Linked DNA regions of Homo sapiens: region 2 is linked to region 1. Evidence: chromatin loops called from intact Hi-C (ENCODE). Cell type or tissue: endothelial cell of umbilical vein. All regions are shown on one strand. Links, peaks and the distances in the headings refer to the core of each region. The heading gives the core; the rest is flanking DNA. Region 1 has its middle 13 kb from the start of LINC01638. Region 2 holds the start of LOC107985534 (a long non-coding RNA gene).

Region 1 (8,331 bases), core at 81-8,080:
CAGTCTACCCAACTATGGGAGTCAAGGAATCTGGGGCTCGAAGGATGGATCCCACCTGGGAACTCACCCGCAGCCACTCCCCCGGGCTCTCCTGCACAACAGGCTGTCTTGGGAAATACTGTCTTTCCCAAGCTGTGTGACTGACTCCCTGGCTTCAGTCAAAAGCCACTTATGTGGATGAAATGACACTCCCCTCCAGGGACCAGCGCAACAATTTGTTTTGGCTGCTTTCAAAGCCAGGCTCTGGTGAGGGCCTGATTTCCCACCCTGGAGTGACTCAGAGCATCAGGAAAGAATTGAAAGGTTTTGAAGAAGACACAGAGCCTAGCCTACATACAGATGTGTCATGCCAGGACGTTTACCACTGTGATCCCTAAGGGTAAGAAAACAGAGACAGCCCATGACTTTGACATAGAGGGTTTCCCATCAGCCACTGTTTGCACCTATTTAAAAATATTTACTTTCACTTATTCTCCCTTCTGTTTATTTACTTATTGAGCAAATATTTATTGACCCACAACCATGTGCTATGTATTTCATCTCCTTTCATCCTTAGGAGGACCTGTGAGAGGACCTCTGCTATTATCCCATTTTAAGGATAAGAAACTGAGCAAGGTCTGTTAATACAGCAAAGAATAGGATGGCTGTGTCCCTGCCCTGGGGGAGCAGCCAGCCAATCAAAGCAATGGATGGGTAATTCGGACATGCATGGGATTAGAGAAAATACAGGGGGCCGTACCATCACAGGGCCTCCTAGCATGATTACAGGGTAAATGTTAATGATCTGGGAAAACCCTTATGTGAAAACGTTAAGTGAAAGAACAGGCTACAAAATTTTCTATGAAGCGTAATTCTAACTTTATTATAAAAATATACGTGTTCGTGAATAAGGAAAAAGACCGTGAGGAAATACATTAAAATGTCAACAGTGGTTATCGCTGAGTTGTGGGAATTAAATATTCTTTTTTTTTTTTTTTTTTTTTACCTTAATGCAAGGCTCAGATTCTCAACCACAAGTAGGGATTCATTTCATTTTATAGGTTTATATATGTTTTAATTATAAAAGTAATTTATGCTCTTTGGAAAACTTGAAAGTGCTTAACTCCCCTCTCCCCACTCCAAACCCTATTATTTAAAAATGGGATGTGCTTCAGGCATCACCCATAAGTATCAATTTTGCTGTTTCAATGTATATACTGTTTGTAATGTTGGTTTGTTTCTTAAAGAAACATAGGGCCAGGTACGGTGGCTTACGCCTGTAATCCCAGCACTCTGGGAGGCCAAGGCGGGTGGATGGCCTGAGGTCAGGAGTTCGAGACCAGCCTGGCCAACATAGTGAAAACTCATCTCTACTAAAAATAGAAAAAATTAGCTGGGCGTGGTGGCAGGCACCTGTAATCCCAGCTATTTGGGAGACTGAGGCAGGAGAATCGCTTGAACCCTGGAGGCAGAGTTTGCAGTGAGCCAAGATCGTGCCATTGTACTCCAGCCTGGGCAACAAGAGTGAAACTCTGACTCAAACACACACACACACACATACATATCTATATGTCTATATGTTTCATATATGTTCCTCTAAATTATATGTATATATTACATATGTGCATATATATTATATATAAACATATAATTTCTGCAACTTTCTCCTAATAACATATTTTGGCCATTTCATAACAGTACATGTAAATCTACTCCCATTCTTGTTCACAGCTGAAAGGTATTCCAAAGTATGGCAGTAGAAAATGTACTAAATCCCCCCAAAATGATGGACATCCTTAAATCAATACCTTTGCACATCTGCACAAAGATCCTCTTTCTTTCTTTCTTTCATTTTCTCTTTCTTTCTTTCTTTCTTTCTTTCTTTCTTTCTTTCTTTCTTTCTTTCTTTCTTTCTTTCTTTCCTTCTTTCTTTCTTTCCTTCTTTTCTTTCTTTCTCTGTTTTTCTTGGAGTATTGCTCTATCACCCAGGCTGGAGTGAATGGCACAGTCATGGCTCACTGCAGCCTCGAACCCCTGGGCTCAAGAGATCCTCCCAAGTAGCTGAGACTATAGGTGCATATCACCACACCCAACTAATGCACAAATATTTTAGAGGACAAGTTCCTGCAAGCAGGCTTCCTGGGTGTGGTATATTTGTAATCAGTCGTTAAATTAGTATTGAAATAACACCCATGATATTTGGGTGAGTGGCAGAATGGGGCTACAAGCTCTGTCAGAACAGGGCAGAAAGTACAAACAGTACTTTCTTGGTCCCATTTAACAAATGGGAAAACTGAGCTCAGGGAGGCCAGCTCTTGCCCAAGGTCATGGGTGAGTAGGTGCCACGGCCAAGCCTAGAAGTCGAGACTAACTCCCATCGGGGCTCTTTTCTCTCCCCAAGGCCCCATCCAATACTCCTCAGCTGGGACTCAAGAGACTTGTGTGAGTCTCTCCCTTCAGGCCAGTCTGCCTTTGACCACAGCCGGGTTATTGACTGCACTTTCAATGTGTGGCCTTGTGGGTGGAATTACTGGCCCTTAATTGAATTGAAAACAAAAGGAGATTGAATTTTATGGGGAGCAGGAGGCCATTGGAGGGAGGAAATCAAATGCAGAACAAGCATGAAAGGTTCCTGGAGGAAGATGAGCTGCAGGTGGGAGTGTGGGGCTGATGGGGCTGTTTCTGGGTCTAAGGCGGAAGGGAGCTGCCGCATTTAAGGTCAGTCCCTCCCTGTGGGCCCTCTGTTCTCTCACTCCCCTTGTTCCAACCCGACGCTGTCCTCTGATATGCATCCTGCAGACAAAGAAGCACCCGGATTCCCATGCAGCCAGCTGCAATGGCACTGGCTTTTGATGACTCTGGGATCTTGGGTCTGGTTGTCCCAGGCGAGTGAAGGAGGCCAGCTCCTCACTGCAGATGCCCAGCCCAGGGAGAAAGTATGTTTGCATCATGAATTAACTCCATGCCTGTTCATAGCCCCTCTGTAAGAAAGACAGAGCAGAGGGTGGGAAACAAGTCCAGGGAGGTTCCGCCACCAGATAGGAGCCATCCGGGACTTGAATCTGGGGCTCCAACCTTCCAAGCCTAGCACTTTTCCCCCTCCATTGCCCTCCATTCATCTCTCCATGCGGTATGTCTTTCTATGTCTGCAGACTGAGGAACTTGACAGTTGAGCTCACAGACTATAGATTATTTATTTCTGCTTCCCAAGCTTCAGCTCAGTGCCTTCCACATCCTCGGCCCTTGAGAAGCTTTGCTTAATGGATATATTTGTGTTTATGGAAATAGATAAATATTCATGGGAGCCAAGACCTTCCAGAGGAGTGGGATGAGGATGGACCAGTCTTTCCACAGAGGCACCTACTAACAGAAGAGAGTTTGTGGACATAGAGAGAGGGGTATTTTGGGCAAACGGATGGTGTGAGCAGAATCAAGGAGGCTGGAATCTCAGGGGCTGTTTGAGGGGAAATAGCAAACAGCATTCTGCTCAGCCAGAGAAGGATGGCAAGAGGTGAGAACTGAAGACCAGTAGAGGCTGGATTGGGAAGATCCCTACATACCAAGCCGAGGGCCAGACTTTGACTCCAGATTTTGATGCTTAAACTGTCTTTGCAAGGGGCATGTGGCGTACTCTTGTGAGAAAATGGATCCACTGATAAACACAGCACATCTTTCTGGTGTGTTAACTAATCTTTTAGGGTTGATTATTCTTACCTACAAGATTTTCAGTCTTGGAGGTGGTTAAGCATGAAGCCTCTGGAGTGACTACCTGGGTTCAAATCTTCATTACAAGTGCTGGCTATGAGAGCTTGGGCAAGTCACTTCCCCTCTCTTGCCTCCATCTCCTCATCTGCTGGGTGCAGATCATCACAGAAAAACCTTTACATGCATGTTCGTAGCACTTTATCCACAATAGTCACAAACTGAAAACCACCAGATGTCCTTCGACAGGTGGATAGATAAAGCACGGTACATCTATACAAAGGAATACTGACCAGCAGCAAGAAGAAATGAATCGTTGATACCTCTAGCCACATGGACGGATCTCAAGGGCATTGTGCTGAGTGAAAAAAGTCAACCTCAGAGGCTGTATACTGTATAGTTCCATTTATATGACATTCTTAAAGTGACTAACTTATAGTGATGGGGAACAGCTCAATGACTTCCAGAGCTTAGGGCGGAAGAAAGCGTAAGTTTATGATAGGGTAACCCAAGGGAATTTTATCGAGGGGAGAGAAAAATTCTGTATTCTCATGCGGTGGTGGTTGCTCTAACCTAAACATGTGCTAAAATATCATAGGACTATTTTTCTAAATGCATGTACACACTGGATACAAGCTGCATAAGATGTGTGGCATTGGACCAAAGCTGATTTCCTGGCTTTGACAATGTACTATGGTCATATAGGATATTATCATCGGAGGATGCTGGGGGAAGGGAACCTGAGAACCCTTTGTCCTGATTTTGCAACTTCTTGTGAGTCTTCGACCGTTTCAGACTAAAACATTAGCTTTAAAGTGTAGATCATCACAGTCCCTGCTTCCCCGTGCAGATGACAGGAGATGATTTGTAGAAGTATCTGGTACCCCAGTAAGTTTTTGATAAATGTTAGCCAGTGTTACTGTTCACTCTCAGAAAGGAGTAAGGACAGGATTCTGGGAGCATTGCTGAAGCTGACAGCAATTCCTGATGGAAACTCTTAAGGCTGAAAGAGGATTCAGATTTAATCTCTCAGGAAAAAAAAAAAAAAAGCAAAAGGAAGAAAGACAGGAAGGAACAACTCCGGTTTGTATATAAGCCTGTGCTGTTCTGTCGAGCAATGCCTCCCAATGCTTTGCAAGTTCCTTGCGCAACATCTGTTAATCCCGTGATGTCAAATCCCCAACTCACTGAGCCTGGGAAATCGCTGCTGTGTTTTACTGACTTCCCCACACTTGGCAGCTTCCCTTGGAATTGCAGTGTTAATCAGAAACACGCGGTCCCTATTGTCAACACTTTGTTTAACCACTTCTATAAATTCAGCATTAGTGTTGGAGCGATCCTGAGTTGATGGATGAAATCGTCGGCGGCCCCAGACAGCCAAACCCCATAAAACAAAGTCCAGGGCTCAAGGCTCTAAAGCAGGAGACACTTGACATTCACCAAGACACGTGATGCATGGATGACTCACCTCTGAGCTTGAAAGAGTTGTGGGTCTCAGGGGAGCAATGGCTCCAGGAGCAGGGGAGAAGTGAGAACACACAGGAGTCTCCTCATGAGACCCTGTGGGGAGTCTGTCGAAGTCTCTGTCCCCATTGGATTCTGAAAGGAAGCCAGGGAACACGAGGGAATAAAGGAACCTTGAGGAAGAAGGGAGTCCTTGGGATGGAATGACTGGTCTTCACAGACCAAATAAAGACCTTTCTTTTGAGGCACATGACCTCTTTTGACTGGTGATCACCATATAATGAAGGTGGGTGGGATATATTTATCCCTAGAGTGTGGCTTTCTGCATAATCTTAAGAAGGTGTAGAAGAACTCATCTCCATCTGTCCATCACCTGTCTGGTACCTGCCTGGTGTCCTGGGGTCCAGCAGGACAAATCTGAGCTCTGCCTTTGCACTTGGGTTGGGACACCCACGGCTGTGAGCCCTGCTTGGGAGGTGTTTCCATTCGCTCACTGAGCACCTTTTGTATGTCAGGCGAGAAGCCAAGGAAACCACAGTAAATGAGAAGGACGTGGTTTCTCTCCTCATGGGCCTCAGAGTCAGTGAGAGAGGTAGACACTGGAAAAGGAATTATAGAATTAAATTATGAAATGTGCTCCAAGGAAATACAGAATGCTAGAACAAGGGAGGCCCTGGCTCAGTTTGGGAGATCAGGGAAGGCTTCCCGAGGAGGTGATATTCAAGTGGTGCCAGGAAGACGACAGAGGTAGGTTAGGAGCAAAGAGAAGGGTTCCAGGCAGAAGGGAAGGCCTCAAGGCTGGCAGGACCGTGGGCCTTCTGGGGTCCGAGGGATGGTGAGTGGGGTTGGACCCCAGCCCGTGAAGAAGAGAGTGACGTGGAATGAACCTGCAGGGACAAGCAGGGACTGGGTTACACAAAGCATGCTCAAAGCTCTTGAGCCCAGAGGGGAAACCGAGGCACACAATGAGTCAGCGATATCTAGACAGCACTCCATGAGAAGCAACCCTTGGCTTGGTTGGCCTAAAAGCCAACCAAGATGGTGTCTGTCCACCTCTCCTCTGTCGTCATCCCTGCTCCAGGGAAAGGCCAAGTGATTGAAGCATATTTCTCAAGAGTGAGGCCACAGAGACTGCAATCAGCTTTCATCTTCTAGCAGCCTCTTCCTTTGGTCGGGGATGGCCAGGCTCCCAAGGTCCAGCTCAAGAAGAGACTGAGCAAAGGGTGCCGGCCCTTCTCCCGGCTGCCTCCTCCGTCCCCTCCCCGCAGGCCCACAGCTCTCCATTCCACATCCTGCCTGCCTTGGCCAACTCTTTCCAAGTGCCTGTTTTTCCAGAAACATGAGTTGAGCAAAACAGCCCCCTCCCTGAACTTGAGTCTGAAAAAATAACCCCAAGAAACACACGCTTTCTTGGAAAACCCTTCAGAGCCTCCCGCTGCCTTTGGACACGTCAACACTGGGTTAGTTAAAATAATAATCTTTAGGAACTAGAGTTTCTCTGCCGCCAAATGCCTTGCATAAGAGTATCACACACAACCCCTGTCCCTGACCCAGAAAACCGGGCCATGAGCTAACGTGGCCTGGTATCCAGGGTAAAGTCACTTGATTTCATTCTTTATTACTTTTCTATTATTATTATTATTTAAGGTATAGATGACTTCCTGAATATTGCAAGGTCTGGAGCAGCTGGACAGTGTGTTCCAGAGACAGGCTATTTTGAACGAGGCTGTGGTTGAATTTGGGGGACTAGGCTGGAGGTTTTGTGGAGTGTGGAGTCTCTAGATTTGGTGTCCCTTGAGACATGAATGTCCTGTAGAAAAACAAAGAAGCATCCAGTCTAGCTGACTAGCTGTGACCAGGCAGGGCCAAGCGGTGACCATCTGCCCAGGGCAACGAAGCTGTCTTCGGTACCTTCCTCGGGTATTTGTAGGAAAAAAATTCACATTTCTTAGCTCAGGTGATGGTGGATGGACCGTTGGGCTCCTGAGCTCCATCCTGGCCTCCATTGCTTGCCAGCTGTTGTAATTTGAACAAAGGATCTTGCCTCTCTGACCTCTACTTGCTCACCCATAAAATGGCAAAGCTAAGAGATCTCACTCAGGGGTTGTAGTTAAGACCCTGTAGGATAAAGTATGTAAAGTGCTTAGCACAGAACCATCACGCTATGTGGTGACAGCGTGACCCTGCGGAAGATGTCTGCTACCACGCTCTGGGCAGTGACTTGTAATTTCCTCTAAGCAATCTTGGGAGGAGGAGGCTCCTTAAGGAGGTTGCTAAAGAGGGCATGGAATTCTGCAACCAGATTCGACTGGTCTCTTACATCTGACCTATGCAACAGCTGGGCTTCCACCATTGAAAGCTCATATATTTTCTGCCTCCAAGAGCCTCCTGTGAGTTATCAAACCCCCTAGAGTTGATGGAATATTTATGGACTCAATTAGTTTCTCTAAAGCCTTGATGCCATTCAATTTTTAGATCAATCCAGGGAAGAATGTACTACTTGTGTCCCCATTTTACAGATAAGGAAACTGAGTCCCAGAGACTGTACATCGCTTCACTAGCCCTACAGCTAGTGAAAACTGGATGGCTGGGAAATAAAGCAGAAACTCTGATGCCAGAGGCCCTGAGCTAACCATCAGCTTCCACTGCCTCCCAGTGCATCTTCAGACAAATTTTATTCCCATAGCCTGTGTCAGGCAGGGGTCTACTTATTGGCTGGCATAAGCACTGGATTCAGTGCCAAGTCCTCATCCCAGCTCTGACCATTCCTCACTGTGTAGCCCTGGGCAAGTCACCTTCCCCCTCTGAGCCTTCACTCCTTCATCTCTGAAATGGAAATAAAAATAATAATACCTATTCTTAAGTGGCTGGGTTGGGGGACACAAGGAGGCAAGCCAGGTAAAGCCCCAGACATTTGGGAGGTGCAGCAAATAGTTATCTAAATAGTAGTTCTCTTCTTGTTCCAGGTTGACAGATACACTCATGGCCCAACCACTTAGAGCAAGTATTTTCGCTCAACCCAATGGAATCTTCCTCCTCCTCCTTTTTCTTTTAAACCTCTACTCTGACGCTAAATCAAAGCTGAGTGCTGGTCCCTGACAGGTCTTGCCTTCAGCCAGCTGCTGCCAGCAGACGTCCAAAATGCTTTATGGGTCCCCTACCTTTGCAATTAGCACCACGGCCTCT
Region 2 (8,331 bases), core at 200-8,199, 77 kb before region 1:
TTGCAGGCGTGAGCCACCGCGCCCGGCCCTATTTCCTGTTATTTTACTGTATCTACTCATTGCCCTCACTTACATCCTGCAGTGTGTCCCTTGGAGGGGTGCTGGCAGAGGACAAACTCAAGACCACTGTGGAAGACATCAAAAAAGAACAGCAGAATGTGGAGAAAAGACTTCAATTTGTCACAGAATAGAGCCTGTGACTCACAGCCACATGCAGATAAGGATTTCTATCAATGACTTAATGTGGACATAATTAGCAATCATATTAGAGGTCTACCGTGTGCCACTTGGAGTCTGTTATGTATAATTATGCTGAAATTATCAGTAGAGTTCTTCCAGAGAGGGGATTCAGTCATTCTCAAAGAATTCTTTCGTGTTGACTTCATTAAGTTTCCGTTGAAGAATTCCTCTAGGTATTACCGTGGATCCAAGTATGCAAGGTGGGCTCTTTTGGACAAAAACAAATATAAAGCTACCCATGTGGGAGACTGCATTAACTAGATGGGTTTCTCTCGGAAGATTCTACATGGCAAGGCAGTAGAATGCCTGATATATAATAAACACTAAATAAACATGAGATAAATAACCAAATAGTTCTCATGGGTCATAGCTCAGAGATAGGACTTACCCTCCGGGGAAAGGTTGGACAATAGGCTTCATATCACCTGTCAACTCGGAGCACGAATAGTTCTGTCCTGAGGCATTGTGTTAAGAAGGATGCTGAGGGTGTGTCCATGCTCAAGATAAATATGATGGACAGAGGATGTCTGCTGTGGGTGGGAGAGAGGCTCTGACAGCCAAGAGCCTAGGAATTTACCCCTTCCAGGCAGTGATCTGATCAAACTGTAATCAGAAAGATTGTTCCAGACACTAGATGGAGGCTGGATTAGAAGAGGTGAGACCCAAAGAATTAGGTTGGTGCACAAGTAATCGTGGTCTTTGCCCTTACTTTCAATGGCAAAGACCACAATTACAAAACAGAAACCATGCCAGGTATTCTAATAGGGTGAGTTTAATATAGGGACCTGGTGTTGACAAACTGGAAAAGCACAAAGAAGAGATGAGGGGGAAGCAGAGACAGTAACTGTGGGGAGCAGCTGCCTTTCTTGGGATGAAAGAGCAAAGGGAGAAGTTGGGGGAAAAAAGCCTGAAGGAAGAACCAGAACTCCGCTGGCACTCAAGAGCCCAGATGAGGGGCCATGCAGAGCTTGGGCACTGACTTCTGAAGAGTTGATATGCAAGGCCACTTGTCATAGTGAAAAAAAAACTGCCCAGGAACCGACTGTCATGGCTGGGATGATGAGCCACTGCTTCCGTCATGCTGACAGAACCTGCAGGCAGGCCAGGTGTGATGGCTGAGGTGTGCAATCCTGCACTTCGGGAAGCCAAGGAGGAAAAATTGCTTGAGACCAGGTGTTTGAGACCAGCCTGAGCAACATAGTGAGACCCATCTCTAAGAAAATAAAAACACCAGGCGTGGTGGCATGCACCTGTGGTCCCAGCTGCTCAGCAGATGGAAGCAGGAGAATGGCTTAAGCTCCAGAGTTCGAGGCTGCAGTGAGCTATAACAGCACCACTGCACTCCAGTCTGGGCAAAAGAGTGAGACCTTGTCTCTAAAAACAACAACAAAGAAAACAGAAAAATGAAAGAAAGAGAAAGAGAGAGAGAGAAAGAAAGAAAGAAAAAAAGAAAGAAAGAAGGGAAGGAAGGAAGGAAGGAGGGAAGGAGGGAAGAAGAGAAGGAGGGAGGGAGGGAAGGAAGGAAGGAAGGAAGGAAGGAAGGAAAGAAAAAAAGAAACTGCAAGCAAAGAGGGACAAGCATGTCCCTTTTCCTGACATCTGCCTCAGGGTTACCTCTAGCACCTGCTATGGGCAGAGGCTTACAGAGGCCCAGCAGGCCCAGCGGCAATACAGGGCACAGAATCCTAGCCCGGGTACCGGAAGGCAGAGTATAAAAGGGTGAGTTTGGAACTAGGAGACAATAGTGTAATGACCTGCACAATTAGGGAGGCTTGGAGAGGTGAACCAGCTCACCTCATCCAAGTGACATGTCTAGAGCCAGACGAACACCCACCTGCCTTCTCACCCTGGTCTGCTGGCTCTGGGCTCTTAATTACATCGAGATTTGCAAGCTTTCTGGTGGACAGGGATGATGTTTTTCATCTTAATCCTCTTCATCCCCCAGCACACATGCACGTGCACCAGCCACTTAGAATCACTCCTTTATCTCCCTTTGCCAGAAATAGGTATTCGAGCAATCATTGTTTCCTGCCTCACCCACGGGGTTATTTCCACTTCTGGTATCACAATCGCCTTGGGTCCAGATCTACTTCCCAAGTTGTGTATGATGTACTTAGTATGAAATGCCTGGGTGCGGCTGCACAACCTGGCAGGCGGGTGGGGGTGTTCGTGAGGGTGGCAACCCAAGGCATCGCGGGGGCTAGTCCCTCTGATGGTGTCCCCAAGCTGCTCAGCCCTCAGACGTGCAATAAGTCAAGTGACTTTGCATCTTTCTTTTTGTTTCAGCAAGTTGCATCTCTCCTGCAAGAAGACTTCCCTTCCTGTCACATCCCAGGGGCCCTAAGAGCAGTAAAGCTCTTCCTCTAATGCACGGGGCAGCAATCCTCACGCACAAGCTACGTTCTCTTTTGGACCCTGCATGCACATTTGTGCCGAAACATCAAATAGTTCGCCCAGGAAAAATAAATATAGAGAGATTTCTTGCAAAGTGAGCTTTCTTGTCTCCTTTAGGGCTTCATCTGTGCCGAACCGTACAAACATTTTTGTGAAGGCAGAGCCAGTGAAAACCCTGCGAATAAAAGTGGGACTGATTTTATGCTAATATATGTAAAGAATGTGACGATAGAGTCATAGGTAACCCAATGAACTTAACTTTTTTCTCCCTTTTTATTGAATTATAATGACTAGTTTCCATAGCAATTACTGCATCACCTTGTACATTACCAGAAAGATCTACTGCACTATTTTCCAGTCATCCTTGTAAACATTTCTACTTTTTTACGATGTTCTAGGGGAAAACACAAGCCCTTTCGGCTTGGCAGCAATTGGAGAGCATATTTCAGGAGATTAATAAAGCCGGCTGGGGTGTTTTTATTTTCTAAGTTCGGCAGTTGGTTTTCCATCTTCGCCCTCACCAGCTTCTTGTCAGGCAGACAAAGAGGAAAAGAGGCGAGCAGGAGAGAACAGAGGTGAAGGGGGAGGTATGCAGTCACCAGGGAGGGCAGAGGGGATGGGGCAAGAGCATGCCTCAGGGGTTCATGTCTGTGAGTCTGCTGATTCTGGAATCGTTTGGAGAGCAACGCCCTCGGGAACAGCCTTCTTCCCACCCTAGGTTTGGAGGAGGATCGGGGGTGTCTATAAGCTCACAAAATATCAGCCATGGAACACACAGATATATCTTGTCTATAGCTTCAAACCTGTGTCTCCAGGCTCCGACTGTGTCCTGGGTCCCTGGAAGGGGATGGGAAGATGGGAATGTGGGCATTCCCCGCACCTCCCCATAGAATGCCCACTTCCAGCCCAGCTTTCTTTAATGGGCTTTTCCTATTGGCTTTCCACATGGTATTTTATTTCCAAAAGGCCGCTGCAGCTGATGGATATTTGAAGATACATGTTTTCAGTTGAGAAATAAGGGAAGTAACACCCGGAGAGGAATGAGTCAGCTACAGTGAGTAAGAGGTGTGGTCAGGCCTGGGACCCACCCAGCTTTCTGATGTCTGACTTGTCCCATTGCACCCTGTGGAAGGGCTGAGCTTTGGGTAGGTAAAAGAAGTCACAGTCACAGGGTCTGGTAGATAGAAAGACCCTGAACTGGGCTGGGGGAACCCCATGCAGGGGTTTTGGAGTTTCCAACCAGAGAGTGGGGCAATGACCCCATCATGAGCCCTCAACACCTTCAGTTCATTTGGTAATGGGGCCTGTTTCACCGCCATTTGTGCATCAGCTCACTGCCTCTGCGGGGAAAGATACCTAGGCATTGTGGAGAGGACTTGCTATTGGGAGCTTGGGCCCCAAAGTCAGAATGCCCGGGCTCCAATCTCTGGGCTGTGCCTGTGCTGAGCTGTGTGGGGGTGAGTGACTTCCCCTGCTCTGCCTCAGTTTCCTCTGCTCTAAAATGAGTCCAATGGTAGAATCCACCTCTGAGGCATTTGTGAGGGTCAACAGAGATGGTGTGGGTTAGGGTTAAGTGCTCGCACTTACAAGGGGCTTCATTGTTTCCAGCGGGCGTTCATGGACTCGCTTGTAGCTGCAGTGAGGCCTTGAATGAGTTAATTAAATTCAGGGAGTCCTGGCTTTTCCAGCTGTAAAATGAGAAATGTATGCTGGCTGGTCTAGAAAGTTACTGCTGGCTCTGAAATTCAAGAGTTGTTGGATTGTAACAGTATAGTTGGAAAAAGGAAAGGAGGGAGAAAAAGAGAGAGAGAGAGAAGAGAGGGGAGAGAAAGAAGAGAGGAAGAGAGAAAAGAGAGGGAAAGAGAGAGAAGAAAGAGAATGAGATAGAAAAGAGAGTGAGAAGAAGGGGGAGAGGGAGAAAGAGAAGGGAAGGGGGAGGGAGGGAGAGACACTGTGTAAGAGCAGATGCCTTAAGCAGAAGGAAAAAGTCCCTAAGTGACAAGAAGCTCTGAGTTCACCAAAATGCTTAACCAAGATAAGAAGGATGTAACTGATGTTGGAAAGATTGTTATGAGATTAATAAAAGTGATTAAGGGATTAAGACTTCTCAAAAGAGATAGTGAAGGGACCTCCAATGGGAAAATCCTCCCTCACCCTCTGTACCCAGCCTCTCTTCTCGGTTTTTAAGTCCTCAGTCATGTAGGCATCTAACAAAATCGTCTCAGCAGATGCTCAAATAGAATAAATAGAATCCTGGCTTAAGCCCATCTTAGACATTGGGAGAGGTCCCCTGTGACACACACACACACAGTCAAATAACTGGATTTATTTCTGGGAATGTCTGGAGGAATTTAAGGTATGCCTTGAGTCATGGGTCCAGGGTCAAGGTTAATCTGTGGGGCTGTTCTACTGAGCACATAAGTCCTAGATAGACACGCCTGTAGGGGAACATAGATATGAACTAGGCATCAGGAGGGAGCCTGGGTAGGTTGGGGGCAGAAGGTGTACTTAGAACTGGGAGATCCTGGGGATGTCAATCTCAGTTTTGACATATGGCAGGTACTCAAAAGAAGAAAAATGCCATCCCCTTCCACTGCTTCAACCCTATCCTCAGTTTTCCCACCTGCAACCTCGGAACAAGGATACTTCTCCAAGACACAATGGGTGGGAAAGCACTTTACAAAGGAATCACTGGCATTCCTTCCCAAAGGGTTTTCCAGCACCCTTGTTGGAAGATTCTTGACTTTTCTGTTGTTCTAGAATAACAAACAGAAACCCGGACCCACTGTCCTGCTCTTCCAGCAATTTTCCCACAGCAGGGGGTAGGGTGGTCAGCTCCAGAGTTGGAAAGGTGGTCCCAGTCACTTTCAGGTTCAAAACCCACCTCCATCTCTTACCAGTTGTGGGTGTGATCTCTGTTTCCTCATCTGAAAAATGGCAGTGATTTTACTGGGTTAGCTGTGAGGGGAAAATAAAATAATGCACAAAAATAGCCTGGGATGGTGCTTGACATACGGCATGTACAAAAAAAAAGAAAAAGAAAAAGAAAAAGAAAAATGCCATCTCCTTCCCCTTTTTCAGACCTATCCTGATATTGGTGAAAAGACTTTGCCCTCTCTCCTCTGCCTTCTGCTCTCTATGGCTTGACACAAACTCTAGATTGAACCATATGGCCACCAGCTTCCCAGATGGCTCAATAAGACACCCACCTCCCGGTGTTCACATCTTCCCAGGCTGTGTGGCCACTGGAGTATGATGGCTGTAATGGCATGCCACCTCCAAGGTTAGGTTATAAAAAGACTGTAGCCTCCATCATGCTTTCCCTCTCCTGCCTCTCTCATGAACCACCCACTCTGGGGAAAGCTGTGCTATGAGTAGCTCTGTGGACAAGCCTACATGGGGAGGAACTGAAGCCTCCAGCCAACAGCCGCTTGAATGAGCTTGGGTCCTTCAGCCTCCATCACATTTTCAGAGACCACAGCCTCAGCCAGAAGCTTGCCGACAACTTCATGAGAGACACTGAGCCAGAACCACTCGGCTAAGCCACTCACAGAATCTTGGCCCTGAGAAACTGTGGGATAATGAAGGCAGGTTGTTTTAAGACGCAAAATGTTGGGATAATTTGTTACACAGCAACAGTTAACAAATACAGGTGATGCAACTAGCTTAAGGTCAGCCTTTCTGAGGTTGAAGTTAACTGTCACACTGTAGATGAAGATGTGCAGTGCAAACATGGTGTTGTGATTTATTTCACAGGGGTCTGTCTCAGTGACAGACCCCTCCCCCACCCAACGTCAAAAACCTTTGCCTTGTCTTCAGAATTTGCTCAACAGGAAAGAATGAGCTCCATTGCGCGGACTGGTACATTGAAGCCTGAGATGGAAAGCTACTTGCTCAAAGTCCCACAGCAAATCCGATGCAAAGCTGGGTAAAAATAAGTCTCCTTACATGCGTGTGTGCATTCCTTCATTCACGAGTAAGTGTTGACTGGAGACCTACTATGCGCTGGGCTCTGCTCCAGGTAGTCTCCTCAGTGCCCTGCCTTAGTAGGGCACCCCAGATAAGCCTGGATTCCGGAAACTCCGGAGAAAGGATGTTGTACACCAATTCTGAGACCTGCTGTGTGCCCCTAGCTATGTTCAGGGGGCAGGAAATAGACCAGACATGGAGGTTCCCGCTTTGAGAGAAATCCTAAAGGGCCCTTCCTCTTTAGGTGGGAGGTGAGCTAGACAGGTACCCAGATTCTCTCGTGAGGCTCAGTGGCTGGCAGAAGCTGAGAAGTACTCAGTCAACTCAGACAGGACAAGTCTCAATCTGGGAGCCTCCTGGCCTGGCAGAGCCAGGTGCTCTCTTCCTACTCAGATGACTTCCATAGGCCCTCAGCCCCTGAGAGCCTTTGCTGGGAAGCCAGGGATGGCCCACATTGCTGCTGCTGGCTGCTTCTCAGCAGCTGGGTGGAACAATTCCTGCTGGCTCAGCTGCTGTAGCCGATGAGAGAGACAGAGGAGGGAATCAAGCGGGATACGGCTGCGGTCACAGCGCAGTGATGGGTAGGTGCACGCCAGCTGAGAGCAGAGTGGTCGGTGCTGGGAGCCCACAACTCCTGGCAGGGCCGGGGCCAGCTTGGAAAATAAACACCCAGGGATGGTACTTTAGGGTGGGGCGTCTGTTTGGAGATAAAGGCACCTCCGCCCCTTGCCCAGGACAAAGGAGCCATCTGGCCAGGCAGGGGCGGGTGCAGGCTCAGCCCCTCGGTGTCCCAGGCAGCTAGGGGGTGGGGTGCTGTCTGCACAGGCAGGCTGAGCTTAGGACCGAGGCCCCTCTCTGCAGCCTGGTACAGGCAGTGTCCACATAGCCCAGGACTTCTCCACCTCAGCACTAATGACACATAGGGGCAGATGATTCTCGGGAGCGGGGCGTGAGGCTGTCCTGTACATTGTAGGATGTTGAGCAGCATCCCCGGCCTCTACCTATTAGATGGCGATAGCATCCCCCGTCTCAAATTATGTAAGGCAAAAAGATTTTCAAATGTCCCCTGGGGACAAAATCAACCCGAGTTAAGAGCCACTGACTGAGACCGGCAGCTCTCTCTCCTCACCCACCAGTTCCCATGTTCCATGCTTTTCCTGGGTAATGAACCCCCGTCAGGGCCCAGGAGCTGACTGCAGCAGCTGCTTCATGTACATCTCACTGCATCCTCCCACCAACGCTGTGATGTGGAGGTGAAGAAGATCTCCATTTTACAGGAGAAGAAACGAAGACCTGGAAAGGTGAGTTTGCAGAGGTTCAAGGTGGAGGGAGGATTTGAAGCCTGTGTTTCTGACTCCCAGCTTGGCTTCTAGAGTGTCTTGTTCTGTGCTGCATACTCAGTGCTTTGCATACAGCAGGCGATCAATAATTAGTTTTCTAGTGAATTAATGAACAAGACAGAGTTTCTCCTAGCATTCTCAGGCAGAATGCTCTAAGTTTGGGAAGCTGCAGACTGCTGTCTAAGCTAGATCAACCTGGCTGAGACAAGATGGGGCTGGGGACTGAGATGCTGTCACAGAGGACAGGGGTGGTGAGGTCCTTTATAACAAAAAGGCCCATTTGGCCCCCATCCTTGCCTGTTTCTCCAGCCTCTTTTTCTTTCATCCATCTTTCTCTCATCAGCCAGCAGCATCCCCAAAACAGGCCAATCTGATCACATCAGAGTCT

What was found. Hi-C counts contacts between places; a loop is a spot of excess contacts. Peaks named below come from ENCODE experiments on the same cell type or tissue, not always from the same donor. Only the 100,000 strongest peaks of a DNase experiment are listed, where the experiment ranks them.
Region 2: it touches region 1 in a loop (4-fold over the local background); 2 of 110 quality-filtered maps call a loop at or near these places.

The regions. Positions count from the first base shown.
Region 1 is chr22:27,207,864-27,216,194 of GRCh38, forward strand. No RefSeq gene overlaps it. Among named protein-coding and RNA genes, the nearest start is that of LINC01638, 13 kb to the right of the region's middle. In endothelial cell of umbilical vein, for the core only: no CTCF peak of the experiment used is centred there; a DNase peak (open chromatin) is centred at 4,898; H3K27ac peaks cover 1,193 bases.
Region 2 is chr22:27,130,862-27,139,192 of GRCh38, forward strand. LOC107985534 (a long non-coding RNA gene) reads left to right here and starts at 7,339. Exons shown (of 3, transcript XR_001755607.2): 1 at 7,339-7,904. RefSeq lists enhancers at 3,135-4,200, 3,220-4,419, 3,546-3,840. In endothelial cell of umbilical vein, for the core only: no CTCF peak of the experiment used is centred there; DNase peaks (open chromatin) are centred at 290 and 3,670; H3K27ac peaks cover 1,726 bases.